2 separate regions of the Mus musculus genome follow, and region 2 is linked to region 1. The links are chromatin loops, found by intact Hi-C in ENCODE. Cell type or tissue: heart. All regions are shown on one strand. Links, peaks and the distances in the headings refer to the core of each region. The heading gives the core; the rest is flanking DNA.

Evidence for each region. A loop is a pair of places that touch in the nucleus more often than their neighbours do. Peaks named below come from ENCODE experiments on the same cell type or tissue, not always from the same donor. Only the 100,000 strongest peaks of a DNase experiment are listed, where the experiment ranks them.
Region 2: it touches region 1 in a loop (4-fold over the local background); 11 of 42 quality-filtered maps call a loop at or near these places.

Annotation. Positions count from the first base shown.
Region 1 is chr7:75,712,354-75,719,928 of GRCm38, reverse strand. It overlaps Akap13 (A kinase (PRKA) anchor protein 13), which reads right to left. Exons shown (of 37, transcript NM_029332.1): 18 at 2,092-2,159. Among named protein-coding and RNA genes, the nearest start is that of AU020206, 66 kb to the left of the region's middle. In heart, for the core only: no CTCF peak of the experiment used is centred there; a DNase peak (open chromatin) is centred at 3,778; H3K27ac peaks cover 295 bases.
Region 2 is chr7:75,636,626-75,644,200 of GRCm38, reverse strand. The region is part of intron 8 of Akap13 (A kinase (PRKA) anchor protein 13); the gene reads right to left. Among named protein-coding and RNA genes, the nearest start is that of AU020206, 140 kb to the left of the region's middle. In heart, for the core only: a CTCF peak has its summit at 4,477 (motif pointing left); DNase peaks (open chromatin) are centred at 2,210, 2,560, 3,850 and 4,500; H3K4me3 peaks cover 443 bases; H3K27ac peaks cover 701 bases.

The sequences.
Region 1 (7,575 bases), core at 1,416-6,415:
GTGTAGGCAAAGCATTAATCCATTTTCAGATGATCTAAGTACTCTCTCTTTGCTACAGATACCAAAGCTGTCTGCAGAGTTTTTTCTGGCTTGTAGAAATTACCTGTCTGTATCTCCAATGTACTGTCAGTTAGTAAAGAGATCATTATCTGTGCCCTGTTCATTTCTGTTTCTTTGATGACTAGCCTTTGTAAAGTGTTACAATCTTAGGTAGGATGCTAATTTTAGTAATATTTTGTGAGAACACGCACAAAAATACTTTTGACAAATTACAAAGTGAAGCATTTACTGTGAAACAGATCTCTAAGAGGAAGTAGATCACTTCCAACTGAAAATGCCTCCATATAGATTATAATGATATACAAAAGAGATGCCACTCTCTGCCACTGTCCTACAGAACCCCATGCATACAGTCTTATCAGACAGTGAACACCACAGATTGAGTGCATGGACAGATGGTGAGTGACAGAAGCAGTAGGGAGATGCTAGAACGAGTGGACATCTGGGATGCATTTCCCATTTCAACAGCAGCCACCGAGCACCCACTGACTGTTCTCTGCTATCCAGTCTTTCCAATTTTAAGACTCTATCGCATACCGGACACTATTCGAGATACTCAAGTCTACTATACTAATCCATCAGAGATTCCTGCCTGCCTGCCTATGTTCTAGCGGGGGCAAGGTACAAATCTTTAAAAAAAAAAAGACAGAAAAATATGGTCCCAGAGGATTTTGAACACTATGGAACAATGGAAAGCAAGCAGGCTGAGGGGAGCTAGAGTGCTGGGTCACAGGTAGCAGCACCCAGGAGCTGAGGGTTGGAGAAGCTTCCAGTTTTGGGAGAGAAAAGAGAAATCGAATTGGTATTATTTTTAAGTCTTTTCATAAACTAAAATTTTAAAGTACAGCGTGAGTCAAAATATCCATCACTGAGCTGAGAAGACCCAGGCACAGAGGTTAGCTATTTTCATACTAGTCCAGCATGGCCCGGAGTGGGGTCTGAGGATGATCAGTATCATTTGGGAACTCCTCAGCAAAGCGAACTCCTCAGCCCACTCCAGAATTGGAAACCTTTTGGGAGAAGGGCTATAGCAGCAAATTTCTTTAAGTAAGATCCTTGAGATGCTGATAAACACTCAAGACTGAGACCACTGTGATAAGTAACGTGGTTACTGATGGGCATCTGTGTAGACATACCCGTATTCTGAGGAAGAAGTACACTTTATGTATGGCTGACAATAGTGACATAGTCACATAGGCTATCCAAAAGGCATGGTTTCACGCTCATACGGCACCAATATTGGTACTTGCCATTCTTTCATTGTATCATCTCTGCTATCTATTATGTACCTTTGGAGAAAAAACCAGATAGGTTGGTTCTAACTGGAGGAGATCCCTCCCTCTCCCCATCACACATCAAACGCCTCTGATTTCCACCTGTTGCCCTCATGCTTCTAGATGGGGAAACGAGGGATTCCAGTAGCAGAGGATGTGTGTACAGCTAGTTAAGTCAATCACTTAAACAGAAACACAGAGAAATGGCCAACACATGACATTTCTAAAAAGCACTCATTTTACTTAAAAATTCTGTGGAGACAGGGTTTCACTGACAAATTGGCTAACATCAAACCAAGGAACTCCTCAGTCTCCCAAGTCCTGGGATTATAAGATTGGTCTCTGGCTCAGCATTTTCTTTATTCAATGTCTCAAATTCTTGAGTGTATTAATCAAGAAGGTGATTGATCATTTTAATAAGCAACTATGTTTAGATTAATTTGTTTTCAAATTTGTCACCAAATGATTAAAACAAATAAAAAATACCCACTACAATCTAAATTCTAACATGTGGAGATTTTACTTTTTTTTTTTTTTTTTTTTTTTTTTTGCTTTGATTTTTGAGACAGGGTTTCTCTGGGTAGCCCTGGCTGTTCTGGAACTCACTCTGTAGACCAGGCTCACCTTACATATAGATATCTGTCTGCCTCTGTCTCCCAAGTGCTGTGATTAAAAGTGTGCAACCACCATGACCAGCTGATTTTGGTATTTTTAAGCCCATGGATCTTGAGTATTCTAACAGCTAGAACTATCTTACCTTCATTTTGACCTTTGCACAGGAGGCTAGATTTTCTCTGCAGCCTTTGTGGACAAAAGCACCACAGCCTGGAAAGGAAGCATAAGGAAGGTCACAACAAGAAACTGATAGACCCTGGACTCTGCTACTCACTACTGCTGCAAGGAGGTGACAGAGCATATGTGCAGGAGTGCACACACACACACACACACACACACACACACACACCCACACACACACACATACACACACCCACCCACCCCACAGTACCAGTAACCAAAGCACATTTTATAGTTCTTTACTAGGAAACAGATGTATTTGTGATTAACCAAAAGAAGAAGTCAGGAATTTATTAGACAGGAAGCCTGAGAGGCTGTCAACACTAAAATTTAAATGTCTTCCATCTAGATGTCTACAGGGCCCAGAAAGCCTTGAGCTGAACTAACATGTAAATCTCCTTTTTCAAGAGGAGGTATCTGAAGAAACCATGCAAGCATCCAAAGGAAGAAAACAACCAACAGTCCTACCAAGCTATGGTGCTTATGAACCAGCATAGTATGATAACCCTATGGGTACATTAGTGACACACAAGACAGTAGGAGTAACCAACAGTTCACTATTTGGACTTAAGAGCTACTCACCAAGGTGGAAACCTAGGCAATTATGGCTACTGAAGTCATGGATCTTGAGGGAGAATCTACAACCACCATTTTACTAAAACCAGCAAAATTCCTATATTTTAAGTATTTGTCTTTACACTCATAGGTATCAGTGTAGTCCTTACCCCTCATCAAGGAAACTCCTCTTTGCAAGAGACAGAGCTCATCACAGAAAACTATAACCAGCCAAAATACAGAGCTGTGGAGCTCAGTTCCAGTGGATACATTTACAAAACAACTCCCACACCTAAGGCAAAGGAACATTGCCCAAGACGAGGTGAAAGATTCTAATAGTCTGAAGATCAGGGAATTTGCCATGAGATTGTGTTCCCTAGGATGTCAGAAGATATACCCATAAAAATCTCACCAACATGACTTTCTAGATATATGCTGAACAAGGACAAAAACAATACACAAGCTAATGTGGACAGGGAAAGACCATGGAAGATTCAACCCTACACAAAAAGCTACAGGCAACTAAGGAATGCTGAGAACTAAGGAAGAGCACGTTGACTGGTTAACTAATATCAAATAGTCAACCATGAAGGCATACATACAAGTAACATTCCTGAGCAGGCTACACTTATATATCTAAGAGCATGCACACATCATGCAAGTACTTCTAAGAACAATTATTGAGAAAAAGAGGGCATGAACTTGAAAGAGGAAAAGTATGTGAAAGAGTTAGGAGGTTGGAAAGTGAAGAAGGAAATGACATCATTATAATTTCAAAAGATAAAAGAAATATCCTGAGGTCTCAAATATCCCGAGCTTTTGTACCCAACTCCCTGAGTGAGAAGCCATGTAAGAAAGGTTAACTACAAATCTCCCAAAACACCCCTGAGAAGCCTGACTCAGGAGAACATGGGAGAGTTCCTGAGACAAACCAGATTCAAATTTACCAATGACACATTTCATCTCAAAGTATTTTTAGTTTTCTATTCCCGTGGCCTACAAGGGCCACTGATGTAAAAACCATGCACTCTGGGCCTCCGAAAGGTCATCAGCTCTTCCTGCTGCAATGAAGTCATAAAAACAGGCTGTGCCAAGAGGCCAGAGGCAAAGCACAAACAAGCAAAAGATCTGTCTTTGGGGACAGCTGAAGAGGCGTGTGTCTCCTGGGAAAGGCTCACTCAGGAAATCAGACAGCAGTTCACTAGGTACGGTTGCTTCAGGGAGTACCACAGACCTTGTTCTAGCCAACAAGGTCAAGATGCTTTTGGACTTAAAGGCTTGGACTTATGGACTGTGGGGTAAGAGAAACTTGCCACTGTGAAGGAGACTGCCAGATACCTAGATCTGAAGGCCTTCCCCATTTCTTCTGAAGCAGTTGTTACTGCAATATCTGCTTGGTTCACAGATCCCTTTCTGAACACTAGCAGTCACACAGCACTGGGATTTTGTGAGGTTTTTCTCCTGTTCTGAGGATCTTGTACTCTCTGGTGCAGTACATGGATCATGATTGTCTATTCAAATATCTATGTATATATAGACCCACAGTCTATTTGTCTAAGCCAAACGCCCTGACATAATCTTCATGACTACATATGAGAGTTGCTGTGTCAACTTATTGACATGTAAAAGAGACTAGGACACATGGCAGGCAAACCAAATTTAATTTAAGTCTAATTCTGGTTACCACCATGAGCCCCGAATAAGTCCCTTCTCCTTGTGCTTTGGTTTCCAAGTCTACCGGACAAAAGGCACCACACCCTCATTTTAAGTACTGTGAAGACATGGCAATGTAGAAACTCATCATCTGAAATCGATGCAATTACTTTGGAAAGTCATTTAACAACATCTAGTGAGGTTCAGTGTGTGTCACTTTTATGAATTAGCACTGAGACTAGTGCCATACACAAGGACGCAAGGATGCCCTTGTGGCTCTGTCTGAGTCAAAGTGGAAATAGCCCCGTATCCTAAGCAGCAGAACAGCTTGAAGTATGTGTGAAAGACAGTACCACAGATGAGCTAAATGCCAGTATCTACATCTATGTGCTCAGTACTTCCGTTCTCTACAATAGAACACTGGGGAGAATAAAGCAAACTGCAAAGTGAGATGCACAGCAACAGCAAACCAACCACTACTACCCAGTTTTGTTCATATGAGGGAACTGTGAGCCACAGATGACATCAACGCTTACTTGGAGGGAAGAAGGAAGACTGACATAGGGAAACAAATTCAATTTTAACTGTAAAGGTGTATTTCTTTAAAAATGAAGGATGAAGTACTGTGTCAAAATGTTACACACCCTTTCTTCCTTCCTCCCTCCCTTCCTTCACTGTGTCGATGGAGGTCAAACCTAGTGCCTCATACAATATAGGCAATCACTCTATCACTGAGCTATATTTTTACATTTTAAGTTGAGGTCCAAAAAGTTCCTACTGCTATTATATTATCCATGTATAATATTGTATTAATAGCTCTTACTTAGAAAACCACCAGTGTATCAAACTGTATTACCCCCAAAAGCTCCTTAGATTCCCTTATCATTTGAAAATAGTAATTTACCATATTTGCCATCCATTATACTGAAATGCTAATTTCAGTATCACAGTTACGAAATGCATCCTTTCTTTTGTTTTACTCTGACTCTATCATATCCAGGGCTTGTTGGGCGGGCAATAAGAGAGGATATAGGTTTGAGAACTTGGCACTAATTCTGATCTGTAAATGTGACAAACAAAAACAGTCCTGACCAAAACTGCTTCCAAGCTGTTCCCTCCTGCTCCTTTCCTTCTAGATTCAACAACCCTCAGAAGGTTAAGTAGTGCTGCTTTTTAGGGGTGAGGGGAATGGTACTTTTGAAGAGACATTGGCAGTTCTCATGTTCTTAGACCACTGTTTGAGATTTAAGAACAATTCTACTTCATGAGACACAAAAGTAGAAATAGCATCCTGAATGTGCTTCCAGTAGAACTTTTCACAGAGATTCACGGTTTCAGTTAACTGTCATCAAACCTACAACCTAGCTGAAATTTTTATTATGCCCAGGATTACAGCCACAAGTCGTAGTGATAAGCAGTTCACATGGCTATCTGTTAACCACACTGAAGTATCTACTGGAAAAACACTAAATTTGTCACCAAGTGGTCCTAGACACAACACATAGGACAACGGTTTTAGTGCTAGGTGTGAGTGAATTAGTAATGGTTAGCGCCACAGACAGCAGCCAAAGTCATGGGATTTACAACTGTACTATCTGTTTTAAAATAGACAATTAAAAATATAAGACACGAAGGCATGTCTAGTATATTTTTAAGTACACTGCCACAAACCATACTGTGTTGTTAGGAAGACGAAAGAAAACTTGCCAGGGCTCTTCAGAGAAGCTGGAGCCCACACTTGGCTGCAGACTGCCCTTTGCCTCTAAGTACTTTTCTCTCAATGGCTGTGCTTAAATCTATGCTACACCTTTTCCTTTTCTTTCTTTTTTTAAAACAAACTTCAACATTTATCAAATGTTCATAACAAAGAAAAAGCTGATTTGGCCTTCTTTATATTTAAAACAGTGCCTAAGAGCAGTAAGTGGGATGATTTCATTATTTCAAAATTCTTCAAAAAGTCACAAAGTACAGTGGTTCACAGGCTTAGAGCTGACCCTTAATCATATTTCTATGAAATTAAAAGCCAATAGCTCAGCTTGCATCCACCCATCCATTTATCTGCCTCCCTCCCTCCCTCCCTCCCTCCCTCCCTCCCTCCCTCCCTATCTTCTCTTACATGAGAACATTTAACAAAAGAAAATGGAACAAATTTGCATGCCTGGGAATGATTTTTTTTTGTCATATCATCCATGATAGATCTCCGGGGAAACATTATATATTACGCATTTTCTTTTTCAGCAGGAAAACTGTCATATGCAGCCAGACTTTTGAAGAAAGGAACATTAAAGCACTTTAGTGCATTGTTTTGTCTACTAGCAGCAAAAATCTATGTGGAAAAAAAATTGATCCTTTTTAAGGACACATGGCCGTTAAGAACAAATAGAAACATTTTCCTCCTATGGGAAAATGGAAAACTCTAATTCTAACAACAAGAAAAGAAACACCCCCCAGAAACAAAGCCAAACCAACCAACCACACAAAATCCAACCAACCCATGGAACTAACAGCAACTCAGAAACACATGTTCCAGGATTCTTTCTGCAACTTCTTGTTTAAAATCACTGGGGACTTTTAGGCGCTGTCTGGTCTGGACTGATAGTACTTGTATGCAAAAACCATGTGAGACGTTCTTAGTAGCCAGTGTTAATAACCACAGTGCTGATGTTCAGAATGAGAGAAAAGCCACAGAAAAGAGCTAAGCCACTTTGGCTAACTGCTCCTCACAGCAGTTTTTGAAAGAACCTTGGTAAACAGAGAGAAACAAAGTGTTCTTGTTGATAGAGAATGGACTTTATTGCTCAAACTACTTACTTTCTTTTCTTCTAAATAAAAGGATCTTTTCTTTAGGCAATTGTTTGTGTTTCCTATCTCACAGAAGCAACGGACTGGTTCTAAATTCAGAAACCATCCAGTTACTGAGCTGCTGCTTCTGAAGAAATCCAAAGGAAAACCCAACCATCATGCAGGTCTAACTAATGTTTCCTACTTAGGGTCCAGTCAGTCTGGTGTTTACTGTCTTGGTCAACAGAAATAACTCACCACAAAAGCACCCAGAAGATGCCAACACAACAGAATACAAACCAACAATAGTCTCAATGTCGTTTTACATCTGTTAAATGCAAACAAAATAAAACCGCTGGCAAGATTCAAAACTTTGAATGTAACAAATTCTTTAATCTGAAGGACTCCACTGAGCTTTCCACAAAATAAACTATTTGTGGCAGCCAGAGAGAACAGT
Region 2 (7,575 bases), core at 1,686-6,685, 76 kb after region 1:
TACTAATTTTAGATTCAAGGATGTCTTCTGTGAACAATTAGCCAGTTCAGAGTCTCCGCCCCCTTCCGCTTAGACACCCAACCTTACTAACGATGTGAAATCAAACAAATGTAAATGCAGCTCATCACTGGTCAGAAGCTAAGGCAGGAAAAGAGTCAACTAGAGACAGTACCAACAGAATCCTGACTTCTTGTTTCCCTGGAAAACTAAGACTGAGAGACAGGAGAAGAGCAGATGGATAGGAAAGACCAAAGACCTACACAGACAAAGGGACAAAGAGACGGACAGAAAAGGAAGCTCACAGAGAAAGAGAGGTGGAATTGAGGTGTGGGGATGGGGCAAGCAACAGAAAAACAGAGGCATCTAGCAAAAGGGCAGCTCTGAGAATGAATTCCTCCTTTGTGATTATTTAGATTCTACTTAGAACAAGTAAAATTTTATTTTAGTAATAAGTGCTTTGTTGCAGATTCATTTTCTCTCTCTCTCTCTCTCTCACACACACACACACACACACACACACACACACACACACACACACAGACACAGTCTCTGTTCAGACATGCCTTTAAAGAACTTTAAATCCCCCACCCCCCCACCCCCTTGATCTTCTGTCACTGTTAGCTCAGGCTTTCTCACACTTCATCCTAGTTTAGGAAGGATCAAGACCGGGCAGTAAGGGTACAGAGAGAAGTCTTCCTGAGATGTTGAAACTGTATGAGGTGTGGCCCCTTCTTACCTTCAGCAACACCACATCGACAGTCCTGTCCACCTTGGAGATGTCACACAGGCTATAGCGCCTTTTGTGCCGCTCATACATTTTGTACAGATGCAGAAAAGAAGAGACAAAATGTAGACGGATATCTGCTGAATCCAGGGACCAATGTGCTCACACAGGTCCGAAATTCCAAATTCTCACAGTGGGCGGGAGGAGACTTCTGCTTCCAGATTCCTCTATATAGAAAACTCTCGGGTTAAGGAAAAAAAAAAAAAAAAAAAAAAAGCAGACTCCAAATCTGTGAACTAAGTGGGAACTTTCTGGCAACTTCAGAGCACGGAGACGAGTTTATAATTCATAATAAAAGCAGTCTGCAGTAAGATCGCTGCTGTGCAGATCTTGACTGAAAGAGAAGCACAGATCTTTTCCATCACTGCCGAGAACTCCAGTAGAAAAATTAAGGACGAACTGGCTAAGCATAATGGTTGGCACATGTATGCAGAAAACCCAGAGCCAGTAAGCACTTAGCCACGAAGACAAAGGTTTTTTTTTTTTTTTTTAAAAGGAAGGTGGCTATTTCAAAGTGATGGCACGAGAGAATTCCTTAAAACAACAAAGGCAAGAAACCTATATGGAGGCGGGGGGGGGGGGGGGGAGAAAAAAAATCTGGAGGTATTTTCTAGAGTATCCACTTTTTTAGCCAGTCTCCAGCTCTTCAGCAGCAGGGCTGGATTTTGACTTAAGTTGAAAATATCTAAGGACAGCCAGCCGGCCGAGTACAAGGAAAATAGACCACTCCCCCAGATGTCCTCCCTCCCTCCCTCCCTAGCTGGCTGCCGCTAGCTAGCCAGTCCCTCCCTCCGCAGCCTCCACACCCTTTACCCTGCTCTCTCAAGATCGTCATTACTTGCCCTTTCAGACCTGCACCAGCAGCCTTGGAGGTTTGGAAACCTAATTGCAGTGGTGGGAACATGAATCATCTACAGACTAAGAGAAAAAACAAGGCTTCCTTTTCCAACAGGCTTCCTCCTGCTCCTCCTCCTCCTTACAAGTCCCCAGTGAAAAAGGCTCTGTCAGACACCGCAAGGAACGACCTCAGTCCCTTTGATGCCAGTAGTATGCTAATAAAGAAAGGCGGTGTTATACTAAACACTACTAGTCTGTACTACAGCCTTGGCATTCAGGAAAGACACAGAGACCCTGAATCCAGCCAAGGCGTATACAGCATCTCCCTGCAGAATGCAAAGGAATGATTTAATATCAGAAAAATGTTAGCCAAATATTTCAGAGTTATGTCTCTAGGATGTAGAATTAGCTACAAAAATGTCTGGCAAGGGTTAGAAGTCATCACAAGTTAAGGTTTTGTCTCATCTGGGGTCTGAGAAAGTTCTAAAGAAAGTTAAAGAGATGGCATAGGATGAATGTACGCATGTCTCTTAGGACTCTTGGGACTAAGAAGAGTCACGTGGCTGAGACCGCCTTGCCTGTCACACCTCTCAATCATGGGACTATGTGACTTCATTTGCCTGTTTTCTTGCTTCTCCAGACCTCTCCAGTTGCCAGTCTCCTATGCCTCAGGAGCAGACACAGTCGTTCATTTTTAGACACTGGGGACTGTAATAAACATTGGAGGGGTAAAGAGGAAGAGGAATCAAGGAAGCAAAAAGCAGAAAAGAGAGGTGAAAGAATAGAAAAGGGGGTTAAAACAAAACCCTAAAATAAACCCACAGTGGGCTAGGTACGGACATGCCTTTAATCCCAGCACTATGGAGACAGAGCAGGCAGACCTCTGTGAGTTCGAGGATAGCCTGATCCATGACATGAGTTCCATGACAGACAGGGTTATATAAAGAGACTCTGTGCCAAAAGCAACACCAAACAAGGGAAACAGCATTCTAATGCTTTCCGGGAGAAGCAGTCCTACGTTCTCTCTAAGGGGACAGAGTGCAGCCCCTTACACGGATTTGGAGAATGTGAGTGTACAACCTTAAACACCACAACAGAAAGGAAGTGAAGGGACTAAATACTACAGTTTCTCTCAATAATGCAAGCAAAGTTGGTGAAAGGTGTTTTCTTTTTGAAGCTGTGAAAGGGTAACGAAGGTCTAATGAGTCACCATTTCCTCAGGCCAGGTGTTTAAGGAGGCTAGTCTGCTTAGGAGAAAGCAACGGAGCAAACCCAGGTAAGGTGGCCAGTTCTTCACTTACCCATCTGTCTACCCAAACACCACTGTCTCAGCTCCCTCTAACACAAGCCTCATCCTGATCCCACCACAGGTCCATTAAAAGCATGAAGGTGGACAATGTCCTCTTTCTGGTGCTCTAGAGAGCAAGCCTCGCTCACACCGGCACCGTAGACAGTAAGCACATGATGCTTTTCAGTACAGAGGATGCTAGACACAGTAGACACAAGACAATTGAAGAGATGAAGTTGTAAATAAAATTCTTGCTTAAGCTAACCAAAAAAGCACGGGACTCTGTGCAGGAGCATACAAGAACTTTGATATCATGTGGTTTAAGGGCATAGGTCCAAAGGTCCAGGAGGGGCAGGCTTAAGTGTACAAAAAATCTGGCTGCCTATTATATTTTATGGATCAACTTTCACCAAGCTATAATTTAGAATCCCCTCTTCCCAATGAACACAAAGCTGTCTCCCCTCTGTTCTCAAATGGTTTGCTCCTCACTGCCTCTCCCTTCTGTTCTAATTAGAATCAAATGTTTCCTGCTTGCAAGTTCCCAAGCATCTCTCTAGAGAACCAGAGATGCTCTGGTCACTGTAAAGTCTTTCTGTACCAACTCGATCAAACTAAAGATGATCCATATCCATTCAATAGACATTCTATGCCCTGCAGAAGAGGCAAACAAAGAAATAAAACCCATGGACTTTGTCCTTGGAAACTTTACATAATCAGAGAAATGTTTCAAAACCATTATAATTTTCTGAATGACACCAGAGGACTGTTTGAAATAAATATATTAGCCTTTTTTGTCTGTTTTTTTTTTGTTGTTCTAGAAATCTAGATTTTTCTCTTTTCTACACATACAAGCATATTAAGGACAATTTAAAACTGTCCTTGCTAATCTGTTTCTTCTCAGAGAACAAATGCTCTGGGTGGGGCAAAAATGCTGTGGGTGGGGCAGAAAGTCTGTTTGCTTTCCCCTTTGGATGTGCCCAGCACTCCCCCATGGAAGACAGAATCTGTAGTCTGTGCTCTTACTGCTGATGCTACAGTTCCAAGTTTTTATCAAAAACATCTGGAACCACTGAACAGCTATTCTGTTAGGATTTTGAAACACAGCAACCAATCATTTCCCATCTAAACTCTAGCTGAAAGCTACAGATTTGAAGGAGATTTTAAGTGCATTTCTTTGTTCCTTCAAGTTTAGGAACTTGCAAGAAAACACACAGATTTTTCATAAGCATGTGAAATAGGGGTTATTTACAGTATCAGCTCTCTCTCTCTGTGATCGATAGCCCACTCTCTATCTATGACAAGGAGCACCAACCCCTTCAATAGAAGTAACAAGCACTCAGATTATCATGTCATAGGCCTGAGATGTACCAAGTATTCCAGCACAAGAGTCTACTACGAATTTTCACACACTTTACTACATTTCTACTCAGGAGTTAAAATTTTCTTGATTTAATACTTTACCCAAATTGTTTAGATCTTAGGGACTGATGCTGTGTGGTTCTTTGGTTCCAGTTAAAATAGAAGCTCACAGAAGTTTATTGCCAGGCTTCTGAATTAGGGCGCCACCTGGTGGAAATTCTGACACTAAGGGCCAGAAAACCTTGTGGCTCTTAGGCAGCCAAACCCCTCCTCCCTCCAAGCTCAAAGAGAATGAACATAAAAGAGTAATGCTTAACCCACAAGGATCAATTCAGCTAGGCAGGGAACATGGGACAACTGAGGTAAAAACCAAGGGGCGGTTCTCCTAGGTGAGCCACTCTCTGCGATCCTGAGCAAACTGGAAAGTATTAATCTGATGATCTGGATGTGGAGTTCTGGAATGTACAAAAAAAGTGGTTTGAAGCTGGGCCCACCCCAAGTTCTTTCTTGCTCTATTACTACATCCTATTATTTGGATACTGAGATTTGTTGTTGAACACCTTGTTACATAAAAGTTCATTATATGTGGACGAATGAATAGCAAAGTAAAGAGAATTGATACATTTTCTAAAAACCATTATTATTGCAGATTCTTATTTTTCACCTTTAGTCTTCCGATGAGATGGAAAGCAAAGGTTTTACTATGCTAAAACGTTTACACTCACCAGAATATCGCACATTCATTGATGAAAATTTGATTAGCATCTACTTAAGGAACACTTGTCTGATTAGAACAAAGTTTCCTTCCAATGAGATGTGAGATGTGCATAGGGAAAGAAGGGCTGCAAAGCCAACATCTCCACCCAGGAGTTCCTTTTAAATGTCAGATGTCAGCGTTTAGGCAATGAGAGGAGCCCTACTCTTTCCTCTCGGCATTTCACTGGACACAGACTCAAGGTTCAAGGAGGGACAATCAGTAAAATAGGGAAGTTAGTAGCAAGCGTCAGGAAACACCTTTGCTTGAACTCTTTACTGCCTTTGCAAGGAGGGGGAACCACCACATACAACATTCAGCTTGAAGCAGCAAATTGTTTAATAATAGCAACAAGTGAAATAAGAACAAAAGATGGATGGCTTCACAGAAAAGTCTCTTCATGGATAAACATTCTTTTCTTAGATATTAAGTCTTCTAGAACAAGACCACAAATGTCAAATCTCCCCACTAGCTATCTGATATAAAGAGGGAAGAAATCCCGCCAGGCTTGGTTGCAGAGGTCTGTAATGCCAGCATTGAGGAGCTGCAGACTGGAGGAGCAGGAGTTCAAGATCAGCGTGCCTTAAAAATTTTTAAAAAGAAGAAAAAAAATGAAGGAAAAAAGGGAAGAATGAAAGAAAGGGAAGAGATAACGAGAGGAAAAAGTCAGGAAGGAGAGAAAAAAGGAGGGAGAGAGAGAAGAGGGAAGAAAAAGAGAATAACAGAATTTCAATGGGAAAACCTGATAGTTTAGTCTGTAGAACAAGTTTCCTGAAGCAAGATGATACTGGTAGAATGCTTGGCTATGTCTCTTGTTCACTAAGAAATCAATCAATCAATCAATCAATCAATCACTCTCTCTCTCTCTCTCTCTCTCTCTCTCTGTCTCCCCTCCGTCTCCCTCCCTCTCTGTGTGTGTGTATGTGTGTGTGTGTGTGTGTGTGTGTGTGTGTGTGTATGTTTGTTCCAAGAAAGACCAATAAGGTGGCCAGGTATGGTAACAGACATTTGTGAATTTGTGATCTCAACTATTTACTGCTACTTTTTAATTTTCCAGCAGTGTTCCTTTGAGGCCTGATCAAGAGAGTATCACACAAGGGCAGTCTTGCACTGGCCAAAACAAAGCAAAACCTATTCTTTCCACCTCTTACCCCCACCCATCTCAGTGGTGATGGTGACAAGAATTTCTTCTCAGATGAAGACATCTGGCTTCAGTAACTAAGAACTTTTATTCCAACAAAACAAGCACAAACAATATACTTCCATTCTGTTTCCCCTCTAAGGTGTTAATAATAAGAAGGGCATGCTTTCTCCACACTTTAGTCCTTTCCAATGCATTGCACAACAGTTCTGTTTTTGTTTTGCTGTTTGCATACACAGTGATACACTAGGGCTAGGAATGCTAAGTGCAAAGCTGCTATAGCAGGCAGAGGAAAGACAGCAGATCAAAGGAGCAGTGGTGAACCCACACACCTATGGTCACTTGATCTTCGACAAGGGAGCTAAAACCATCCAGTGGAAGAAAGACAGCATTTTCAACAATTGGTGCTGGCACAACTGGTTGTTATCATGTAGAAGAATGCGAATCGATCCATACTTATCTCCTTGTACTAAGGTCAAATCTAAGTAGATCAAGGAACTTCACATAAAACCAGAGACACTGAAACTTATAGAGGAGAAAGTGGGGAAAAGCCTTGAAGATATGGGTACAGGGGAAAAATTCCTGAACAGAACAGCAATGGCTTGCTCTGTAAGATCGAGAATTGACAAATGGGACCTAATGAAACTCCAAAGTTTCTGCAAGGCAAAAGACACCGTCAATAAGACAAAAAGACCACCAACAGATTGGGAAAGGATCTTTACCTATCCTAAATCAGATAGGGGACTAATATCCAACATATATAAAGAACTCAAGAAGGTGGACTTCAGAAAATCAAATAACCCCATTAAAAAATGGGGCTCAGAACTGAACAAAGAATTCTCACCTGAGGAATACCGAATGGCAGAGAAGCACCTGAAAAAATGCTCAACATCCTTAATCATCAGGGAAATGCAAATCAAAACAACCATGAGATTCCACCTCACACCAGTCAGAATGGCTAAGATCAAAAATTCAGGTGACAGCAGATGCTGGCGTGGATGTGGAGAAAGAGGAACACTCCTCCATTGTTGGTGGGATTGCAGGCTTGTACAACCACTCTGGAAATCAGTCTGGCGGTTCCTCAGAAAACTGGATATAGTACTACCGGAGGATCCAGCAATACCTCTCCTGGGCATATATCCAGAAGATGCCCCAACTGGTAAGAAGGACACATGCTCCACTATGTTCATAGCAGCCTTATTTATAATAGCCAGAAGCTGGAAGGAACCCAGATGCCCCTCAACAGAGGAATGGATACAGAAAATGTGGTACATCTACACAATGGAGTACTACTCAGCTATTAAAAAGAATGAATTTATGAAATTCCTAGCCAAATGGATGGACCTGGAGGGCATCATCCTGAGTGAGGTAACACATTCACAAAGGAACTCACACAATATGTACTCACTGAT